Linked DNA regions of Mus musculus: region 2 is linked to region 1. Evidence: chromatin contacts called from ENCODE Hi-C or POLR2A ChIA-PET data. All regions are on one chromosome and are shown on one strand. The core of a region is the stretch at or near the end of the contact, and the rest is flanking DNA. Distances in the headings are between cores, read along the strand shown.

What was found. Hi-C counts contacts between places; a loop is a spot of excess contacts on that map. ChIA-PET counts read pairs that join two places held with the same protein, here RNA polymerase II (POLR2A).
Region 2: a map of T-helper 2 cell shows a loop between it and region 1 (2.1-fold over the local background). The contact joins the enhancer-like site here to the promoter of Bahd1 in region 1. A Hi-C loop is called at or near these places in 4 of 37 maps with a recorded cell type or tissue (CH12.LX, T-helper 2 cell, gastrocnemius and 1 more). POLR2A ChIA-PET finds 5 or more read pairs at or near these places in 1 of 5 experiments (Patski).

Annotation. Positions count from the first base shown.
Region 1 is chr2:118,897,865-118,903,082 of GRCm38, reverse strand. It overlaps Bahd1 (bromo adjacent homology domain containing 1), which reads right to left and starts at 1,468. Exons shown (of 7, transcript NM_001045523.1): 1 at 1,326-1,468. It overlaps Gm32957 (a long non-coding RNA gene), which reads left to right and starts at 1,903. Exons shown (of 4, transcript XR_003954052.1): 1 at 1,903-2,331; 2 at 3,804-3,896.
Region 2 is chr2:118,656,582-118,661,961 of GRCm38, reverse strand. No RefSeq gene overlaps it. Among named protein-coding and RNA genes, the nearest start is that of Pak6, 4.3 kb to the left of the region's middle. Within about 2 kb of position 3,406, at least 1 of the 3 ENCODE cell types and tissues checked has a DNase peak (open chromatin) inside an H3K27ac peak, as active enhancers do.

The DNA.
Region 1 (5,218 bases), core at 219-2,718:
TCCAAGTAGCCGCCTGTGCTCTTAAGACTGCCGACAATGGGCCACTAGGAGACATCCCAGGTGGAGTTAAACCTCTACCGAGAGGCAGACTTGCTGAAAGCCTCACTGCTAGCAGGCTCCGCTCGCCTCTGTGAGTCCACCAGCCCATTCGCCACCGGCCAGGGCACTCGGTGCGCACACCCCTCAACCCTGCCCCTCCGCCTTGGCTAAGTCGACCCCACTCTTCCCGGAGCCGCGAGGATATCTGCGGCTACAGACCAGAGCCAGTGCCGCAGCTCCTCCCGGTGGACGCCCCGGCCCCCGCAGTCCCCAGGGCAGAGTCCGGCCCCGTGCCCGCCCCTTGGGGTGGGTGCCCCGGACTCGCTCCCCTCCCCGATACCACTACCTGCGCCCGCTCGGGCGCCGCCTTTGTCCGGCTCTTCACCGCCGAGCGGGCCCCTTGGGCCCGACCTGACCCGGTCCACGGCCCCAGAGGAGAGGCGGCGGGACTGGCAGGGCACAACCAGGCCAGGCCTGGAGCACCGGGTCCCGCTGTCACTTGGAGGCGGTCTGACAACTTCGATTCCCCCCGCCCCACCTCGGACTCGGCCGCCGCCCCGCACGGTCCCCACAGGGCCTCCCGCGGCCCACACTCGCTGTTCGAACCGGTCCCCTTCCGTCTTCGGCGCCTCCCTTCCTTCAGCCCGACCCGATCGAGTCCACACTACCCCTCGCCCTGACGCGGCCCCCATCCCCATCCCCCCTCCGGCAATTGCCGGTCAGCTCCCAACCCGGGAGGGCGCCCCCCACCCCGAGAGGGCGCTCCCGCGGCGACGCCCCCAGCCGCGGCCCCTAGCCTCCGGGACCACGATGGGGGAGGGGGCTTGGCGGGGGCCTTGCCGCCCGCGCACTCGGAGGCGAGCCGGCTCCGCCGCGGCGAGGAAGCACCCCGCGTCCTCCCGCCCTCCGTAGCCCGGGACGCCCGCGCCGCCGCCGCCCGGCCAAGCTGCCACCCTGCGGCCGCCACCCACCCCGCCCCCGGCCTGCGAGGCGGGCGCCCCCCGGGGGCTGTCACCTCGAGGCGCGCAATGCTCCCCGATGGCGGGACCGCAGCGCCGGACCCGGGGGAGGGAGGCGGCGCGCGCGGGCGGGCAAGCAGCCGCACCTGCTTCTTGTCGTCCGTCCGTCCCTTCCCGGGGCTGGCGGGGGCGGCGGCGCGGCGCGCTCGGCGGGGCGCGCTGACGGGCGGCCGGTCCTCTCCCTTTTGCTAGTCCGCCTACCTAGCTCGCTCGCTCTCGCTCGTTCGCCCTCCCCTACCCCCTCCTGGATCCCGGCTCCTAGCTCACCGGGACGAGAGGCGCGGACGGCGCGGCTTCGGGCGCCCGCAGGCCCTGGCCGGGCTGGAATCCGGCGGCTGGAACCCCCCGGGGGCGCTCAATTCCCGGGCTCCACGCTGCTGCGTCAGCGCCTCCTCCTGGGGGCCGGGGCCGGGCAGGCGGAGCGGGGGCCGCGGTCGGGCGGGGCCGTCGGGGGGGGCGGGCGCGCCTGGCCGGGGCGGGCGGACGGCTAGGGCCGGACGGGCGGGGCAGGCGGCCGGACGGGCGAGCAGCGGGGGCCGGGCTCCGGGATCCGCTACGCCGCTCGCGGTTCCCCCACAAACTCCCCGAGAGCGGAGCCTCCGCCGCCCTCCTTCCTGCTTCCTCGTCCTCAGCCAATCAGCGGCGCGCCCCTCGGCAAGCTCCGCCAATCAGCCGCCCCGCCCTGCGCTGGCCCCGCCAGCCAATCCGGCCCTCGGCTCCCCCTCCCGGTCTCCAACCAATCAGAATCGTGGGTCGGTCGTCCCGACGCAGGGGGCAGCACGAGGCGGCCGGGGGAGGCGGTGCGGGGAGTGGTGGGGCCTGGGGGGAGGGGTACGGTGCCAAGGGTGGTGGCGGGGGATGATTTTCTTTGCCGGCTTCTTGTATTTTCTCCTGGTCTTTGGAGCCTGAGCCAGTATCCCATGGTGACCTGACCCTGAAGCCCCAGCACCTCACTGCAGACCCCCACCCTGAAAAATCTTAGCGCGCCCCCTCCCTGACCATCACCCTTCTACATCCCTCTTTCCTCGTAACCTCTCCAGCACCGGCTACAGTAAACTGAGGGTCGAGGGGGCACCTCACCCTCAGGCTGCTGCCCCCATGGCAAAGCTTCGGGAAGACCAACCGAAAAATTCAAGCAAGAACAACACCCCCTTTCCTCCTGAAAGGGCCCCAGACTCGCGCGAAAGGGCCCCGACTCCTGAGAAGCCCCTCCCGCCCTTGCCTCATCTTTCCGACTTCCCTGCTTGCCACGTCTCCTTTCCTTCCTAGCAAGGTCGGTCCTGGCTCGGTAACCCCTCACCCGCATCTCTTTTTCCTCTTTCTGTCCTTCACCTAACGCCCCCCACCCCAGTTCCCAATTCGCCCTCTTTCAGAAGCCAAGTGTGGAACCCTCATCCATTTCCAGCTGACAGCAGAGTCTGGTCTGTGAGTCCTTGACACCCACACACCCTCTTCCACCACCGCGGGGAACATCAGAGCTCTCCGGTGGAGAGGGAAAGGGGCGGGCAGCCCAACAGGCGCGGCTGGACACACTCCTTCGCGTCCCCAAGCTAGTGTAGAACCAGTGCAGACACTTACCTAGCTTCCCCATAGTCGCCTTATGCTGTGGCTCCGTCTCTCACACCCACAGACGTGCTTTTCCAAGCCTGAGCACGCTCTCGGGGTCAGCTGGGTGGGTGGGCACAGCAGGCTGAGGTCATATGAAGGGGTGGGAAGTCCCTGGGAGGTGCGGGAAGGGGCTGTGTCCTGGACACCTTGTAGCGCCAGAGCCAGCCCAGGACTTCACTTCAAGGAGCTGTAATGTGCACACAGTAGGTTCTTGAGAAATACCGAGTCCACCCCTGAACAAAGCCTCATTTCCAATTCAGGCGGGGGAGGGGCGCTTTGGGAGGTAAAGGAGCAGGAGCAAAAAAGGGTAGTGTCAAGTCACCCGAGCCTGGGAGCAGCCGGGGAGGGGCTGGGCCCTGGAACGCCTAGGGCAGAGAAGCGCCCAGAGTGCTGAGGAAGCCTGGTTAGTAAGCAGGAAAAATCGAGCCTCGGAGAGTGGCTTAGGGGCTCCTCCTGCGCTCTATACAGTTCCCCACCTTTCCTAGACCGTGCTACTGACGTGCACTGACCCGGGCAGCTTTTAAGGTAACTAGGGCTGCCAGCCTCTGTGGCTGGGCAATAGCCTGAGAGAGAGAGAGAGAGAGAGAGAGAGAGAGAGAGAGAGAGAGAGAGAGAGAGAGAGAGAGAGAGAGAGAGAAGAGGAGAGGAGAGAGGAGAGAGAGAGAGAGAGAATTCATTTACCTCCAGAACTGCCCCCGGGGTCTCCCAAGCTGCCTACCTAGTCTACAGGACACGGTTTACCAAGGCCGTACTAAAATCGTGGTGCGCCAACTTCTCAAAGGGCCAAAGTCTCTTAGTACCTCTGTCCTCCTACTTCCCATCCTTAGGGAAGGCAAAATCCCAAACCTCGGAAAGTAGGGCACTGAAGGACTTCTCCCTTCACTGAGCCTCCCAAGGCAAAGGTGCTCTGCAGTGCTCCCCAACACTTACAGGCCAACTGTACTTTCCATCTCACAAAATTAGCCCCTCTCCTCAGCCAAGTCCATTATCGTGTCTCATGGTAGACCCCGGTCCTCAGATTGGAAGTAGAGGGTATTTCTGGCCACTTAAGTGAGCAAGGTAGGACAGCAGACTCTGATGATAGGGGTGGGGTGGTTTGAGAATGTGAGGATCAAGAAAAAATTTAACTGGTCACAGGGAAAGAAACTCAAGCGGCAGCCCACGTTTAACCTGGAAACTGACAGAGCCAGAGCAAGACTGCTGGAGTGGGCTTCTCCCTGGCACCTTCAGGTAAACCCCTGTGGTCCGGGTACCAGGAGAAGTTGATTTATTTGAGACCCAGGTGGAAGGGAAGAGGGACTGATGGTGGAGGACCCAGGAGCTTAAGTAGCCCAGCCTGCTCAATAGCCAAAGAAACTCTGTCCTCAGAGCTCTCCCTGTGGGTGGCTGGCTCATTTGCCCCAGGAGGCTCTGGCTCAGTGGGCTTATGGCTGGGGGTGGGGTCTGGAGGGAGGAGCGCAGGCTTTCTAAAGGCACTTGATGTTCCTCCTTTAGCAGCCCATTGATCTCCTGGGTCCCCCCTCTCTCTCTCTTGTTTTTGAACGCTGGTCCACCAGCCAGCCAAGAGGAGGCCAGGGTTTTAGACAGGCTGCGTGTACCCCAAAGGGAGTTTTTGGCCTCCTGTCCTCTTTCACTCTATTTTCAGGACCCCTGCATCTGGAACAATCCTCCTTCCAATCCAGAGCCTTTCCTGTTGTAGAACTATTTAATATCAATCCGGGGTTTCTACCCTGCCTTTGACCATTACGGTCCCAGATAAAACTCACACACACACACACACACACACACACACACACACACACACACACACACACACGAACTCACACACACACACTCATACACTCACACACACAACCTTTATCTTTATAATAAGCCTTAATCAGCACATCTGGGAAAGGCTCCTGCTCCCATGGTTTCTTCCTTAGTGCATGCAGCTCCCATCCCACTCCACCAGAACAGCTGTGCCACTGCCTGGGGGCTGTCACCTTTCCTCTCTCTCGCCAAAAAGGGTTTGTCATTTGATCTAGAAATGGATGGTCTGGAAATGGATGGATTCATCAGGTCTCCACGACTGTCCCCCTCTGCAGAGGCTTGCTATCTCTACCCATGCACCTCCAGAACCACGAGTTAGCTCCCTCAGAGCAGGAGAGCCGAGAAAAGGAGAAATCCAGGGCCCAAGAGAACATGCTGCTCACCCTTCCCCCACCACGTACAACCAGACTGACAGCAGGGACAGACTGGCAGCTCTGTCATCCCCAGTTCAGCCGAGAGGCACCCCACCCCACCCCCCTCGCTGCCGCAGCAGTCCCAGCAGACCGCCTGCCTTGAGATCCAGCCACTGGCACGGGTCGAGGCACCCAAGCCCGCAGCACAGTTTCTGTGAAGTTGGCACCGACCACTCTCACCTGCCTCGATGTCATGCCCAGGTGTCTCCTTTCTGGATGTGGGCAGGCAGCCCTCCCCTGCCTCACCTCAGACCGTCCAGATTCCAGGTCCCAGAACACTGAGCAGTCTGGCCCCTAAGCCCCACTGGAAGAGATGAAGGAATGGCT
Region 2 (5,380 bases), core at 2,157-4,656, 240 kb after region 1:
AGAGAACTCTGTCTTTCCTTTTTGCCCTTCAAAATAACATCGTGAGGAAACAATTATAAACGGTCCACGTAGGCTCTAAAAGCAGACAGAAGCAAGTTAAGTCAGAAGCAAATTTATGGTGGATCACACCTGTAATTCCAGCACTGGAGGGGGGGGGGCTAAGGTAGGAGGGTTACTGTTAGTTTGAGGATAGCCTAGGCTATGTAAAGCATTCTAGGCCTACATCGAATCTGATATCTCTCTCTCTCTCCATATATATTAGTATTGTTTATGATCAGAAAAAATGGAAGCCATAGAAAGCTCACAAATCGGGGACTGACTAATATCAGATGGTACTTTCTTATGCAGCCAAATAACTGCTGGACCCTGACCAAGGATGGAGTCAGGTCAGCAAGATGGCTCAGTGGGTAAAAGGGCAGCCACTTGAACCCGACAACCTGAGTTAGAACGCTGGAGCCCATGGTGGAGGGAGAGAAGTTGTCCTCTGACCCCCACATGTGCATTTTGGCATTCATGCACATGCATGTGCACACACGCACATACACGTAATGATAAAATAAGAATTAAAATTTGTATCTGTTTCTCTGTGGGGGAAGAATGGCACTGACACCAGAGAGAGATGACGCCACATCCTGCAAGACAATAGAAATCATCTTCTCCAGTTCACTGAAAAGCATAAGCTATTTCTATACCTGTTTCTAACTCTGCTGTCACGTTGAGAGGGGGGTCTGGTGAACCTTCTACTTTCTTTAAAATTTTAACTTTTCCATTATCTGAAATTTTCACTGAACATATTTTTCTACTTTTAAAAATACCTGTTTAAAAATAAGCAAGAAGGGGTGGAAAGATACCTCAATGGTTAAGAGCACCAGCCGCTCTTCCAGAGGACCCAAGTTTGATTCCCATCACCACATAGCAGCTTGAACCATTTGAAACCCTAATTTTAGGGGATCTGGTGCCCTCTTTGACCTCTGTGGGCAACACACACACACACACACACACACTACACAAACAAACATGTGGGCAAACATTTATTAGCATAAAACCACAAAAAGCAAGGGTTTAAAAATTGAGATACAGGGCCTGGAGAGATGGCTCAGTGGTTAAGAGCACTGACTGCTCTTCCAGAGGTCTTAAGTTCAAATCCTAGCAACCATATGGTGGCTCACAACCATTTGTAATGAGATCTGATGCTCTCTTCTGATGTGTCTGAAGACAGCTACAGTGTACTTACACATAATAAATAAATCTTTAAAAAGCAAAAATAACAATTGAGACACAGAATGCCAAGCTAACATGGAAGCCCACACTCTGTAAAGAGCACACGGAGCTCATATATCTGAACGTCCTCCACAATTCCATTTTAAGGCAATGTGGGCAATGAAAAGTCCTTTTTCTTCTTTCAAATGCCCAGAAATAGTTTAGAAGGAAGAGCAAGATTGAAGGAGTTAAGGAGGTAGGCTGTTTATTATACTAAATTTGAAGGAATAATTGATTGGAATAACAATTACATCCACTCTCTTTAGGAAATGTGACATTTCTAAGTTCTGGTTGGTTTATAAGAAGTAACAGAAATTGCTGAAGAAACTGTCAGCAGCCCCAGTCCAGGCAACAGCTACAAACCCAGCAGCCACAGATAACAGAGGGTGCAGGAAGAGAGCAACACAAGCCCCTCCTCCTCCCTTCCAAATTAGCCACGCTCTCCAAATAGCAAGCCCGGGGATAGAGGACAGAGCAGAGAAGTCAGGGCAGCCTTGGGCCTCTAAACATCAGCATTGACCACAGCCTTCACAGATGCCCACACTTGGACAAAAGGTGCTCTGAAACACCTACTGCAGCCCGGCACTGAGACCAAGAGGATTCTGATTGGCTGGCTCAAGTCATGTGCCCACTCGGACAAAGGGGAGGGATATTCTGGAAACAGTGCTCTGTTAAGATACTGTGTGTGGGCTGGAAATTTAGAGTGATACCATTAAAGGAAAGGAAACTGTGTCCCAGGGTCCCTTCCCATCCCCAAAGTACCCTCAACAACAAATACATCAGCCAGGGGTCGTCACAACCTTTCCACTAGCTTTTCTAATAAGTCAATTCCTGAGGAGGAGAGTCCACAGTTGCTGACACTTAGATTCCTCATATCTTTCGGGACTTCTGAAAACTGATGACCTATAGACTGAGAACAGGTTCTCTGAGTGCTGCACGGGTGAGAGATGTGGTGAGATAGCAGTAAACGTGGGTCTATACACATGCGCATGCGTGTGTGCTCGCAGTGCACACACACATTTGTACACGTGCACATGCATTTGTACACGCACACGCTCGTACATACACACACAAACACACCATATAAAGATAGGAAGAATTCCTGAGAAGGCTTGGTTGCCTGTTGCAAGTGAGAGTACTCAGATATCTCGAGTCCTATCCATTGGCACATCCCGTGCCCTCCTTATCTTTCTGGAATCATCTCTCTCATTCCGGTAGCCGGTGAGCTCTCTAGGACAGGATATAGCGGCTGCTTGTGTTATTTGGTTGGATGAATGAGTGAATATCTGAAGAGGCTCAGTGCTCTAGCCACTCTTACTTAGCACCCATGATTCAGAGCATAGATGAATTCCAGGAAGCCCCACCCCTCCTCCAAAAGATGCCAACAGCCAACTGCAGCTCTGGGAGATAAGGTGACTCAGCAAAAAACACAGAGGAAATGAGAGGCAGTCAGGACCAGACCTTAACTTTCCCTGCTCACAGGTTTGGGTGTTCCCCTTACTGCTGGTAAGGCCTGTCTAGAGGCAGCCCTGAGAGTGCTGGTCCAGTAACTCTGTTGAGACAGTAGCAGTCCTGTCTCCTGTTGGTTCCCAGGGATCTCACAGTGTGAGTCAACCAAGCCAGTGTCCTTACAACTTTAAAGTCTTTCACTTTGCTGCCTTCTGGTTTTGTGAATGAACACATACTTACAAACTCAACAGCAACCGACCTTCCAACGGAGTCAGCAAGGCAGGAATAACTGCTTATACCCATCTTGTCTCTCTTTATGATTTTAAACTGTCATTTGTGGGGTGCATTTGGAAAAGCCATGCCAGTAAGGAAATATGAAGTTTTCATAAGCCAATAATTGTGAAATTGCTTTAAGTAATAAAAATGTTTAGATACAAATGTTGGGGTTCCAGTGTGTCCACAATTTTCCCCTGGATGGCCCCAAAGGTCTAGATCTTTTGCTGCTGCCTTGGACTCCCCACCCACATTTACAGCCTTTTTGCTGACTGAGCCCGGCTTGTCTCCACCTGCCTATACTCTCAGAGCCTGGAGGGGAGGAACAGGCTGTCGGCCACACCCACACACCCCAGCCCAACCCAGTGCAAGCTTGAGAGGAACAGCTTGGATATGTGAGCAGGTGTGGTCACTGGAGGACCACGTGTCCAGCACCTCAGAGCTGGCTTTTAGGGGCGCTAGACCAGAGGGAGAGGTCACAGACATTCAAGGTGATCCACTCTAGGGTGCTGGCCACAAAGGGGAGAATCATTGCATCTATTCAAGATGCTCTCAGAGGGAAGACTCCCGGGCCCTGTCCTAGGAATGCTCTAAGTCTCGTGTGTGTGTGTGTGTGTGTGTGTGTGTGTGTGTGTGTGTGTGTGTGTGTGTGTGTGTGTGCCCTCCTGGCTCTGCTCTCCCTTTCCTGTCAGATGCAGAAGTGGGGAAAGCCTGGTCTGATGGCAAGCCTGCCACTGTTCTGCACTCTAGATCGGGTACCAGGGGCATCAGCTTACGGAATGCCTGCCAGAGTACCAGGAGAAGGGACCACCAGTGACCACCTGGTAGAGGCTGCCGTGGGTCACACTCCTTCAGCCTTAACCTGAGGTGAGCTTGCTTCTCTTCCTGCAAGCAAAGAGGAGGGAGAGGAACCTTCCAATTGCCAGGAGGGCTGCATCCCAGGCTGCCAGTGGGCAGGAGCAAGTGAGGAGGAACCTTGAGGGACCTGAAGGGAGGTGGTGATGACTCCCCTGAGAAGCCTCCATACCCACAGCACCCATTTCAGGGATCTGGGGGTTAAGAGATTGTGGTTATAAGCATAGTCCCAGAGTGAGCGGCAAGAACACACTTTTTTTTTGAGAGAGTTTTTTTTTTTAAGATTTATTTATTTATTATATGTAAGTACACTATAGCTGTCTTCAGACACTCCAGAAGAGGGCATCAGATCTCATTACAGGTGGTTGTGAGCCACCATGTGGTTGCTGGGATTTGAACTCAGGACCTTTGGAAGAGTAGTCAGTGCTCTTAACCTCTGAGCTATCTCTCCAGCCCCCAGGAACACACTTTTATACGATCTTCCCTTCCTGCCTGCTTTTGGTTACAATTCTATGGGGACGAGTGAGGGGTCATGAGTCAGAATGTCACAGGGTCAGGAGTGACCCCCGGGAAGGGACTCTCCTCCGGGGGAGGTTTGCTTGGAACAGGACTTTCCGAGTAGAAGACTCCCTGTTGAGGAGATGGAATTATTTTTCCCAGGACAAGACGTGTGGAACGGTGAAGATCTGAGAATTCATGAGAGGAAGGCCACCCAGTGAAAAGCCCTCATTGCGAGGCCTCTAACAGTCAGGCTCGGTAAGGGGAGGCTCTCTTTACCTTATTTCTGTGCTGACTCCTGAGTGTAATTACACAGAGGAACCTGGAGCTCAGTGTCTGAAGAACTTGTCCCAAGTCAGAGAGGACTGGGACGTGCAGGAGCTGGGGTCAAGGTCCAGCTTTTAGAGGCATTTCAGAGCAGAGGCCAGGCTTCCTGGAAGAGCTTTGTGCTCTTTCTTTAGATGACACAGTGCAGGACTGTGTCATTTGTAAGGAGCTGCCTGCCTCTGTGGCTGGAGGTTTCATGTCTGTGAGACAGGAAAGCCAGGAAGTTAGACCTGGGGGGTAGGGGGTGGGGGGGAGTGGCTCTGTCTTTTAGTTGTTCTGCAGCTGGCAGTGGGCCCAGCAGCAGCTTAGTTTAGGGATGGCTGTGTTTCATCCCCTACAGAGGAGCCTACAGAGGAAGCAGTTGCTGCGGGAAGGACTCCCCACTGCTGTCAAAGCAGAGACAGGAGAATATAACCAAAACTGGCGGCCATTTCAGTAGGGAAAGGATGAAAAAGAAAAGCCTTTTGTCAGTAGTGGGCACCCATCCAGATCCCAGCCAGGTGGCCTTAGAAGTGAGTGAGGCTGGTCCAGGGAGGGGTGGGGCTAAGCCCCCAGAGGTTAAGGGCCATGTGGAGAGCCTCAGAAGCCAGCCAGAGGAGAGTTACAAACCCAAGCACCAAGTAGGACCAGCTGGAAGCCAGGGAGACACAGGTACTGATGTTCAGTGCCCCCCTACCAGCCTAGGAAGTGATGGGTCTTTGTGTTCCAGCACCATCCA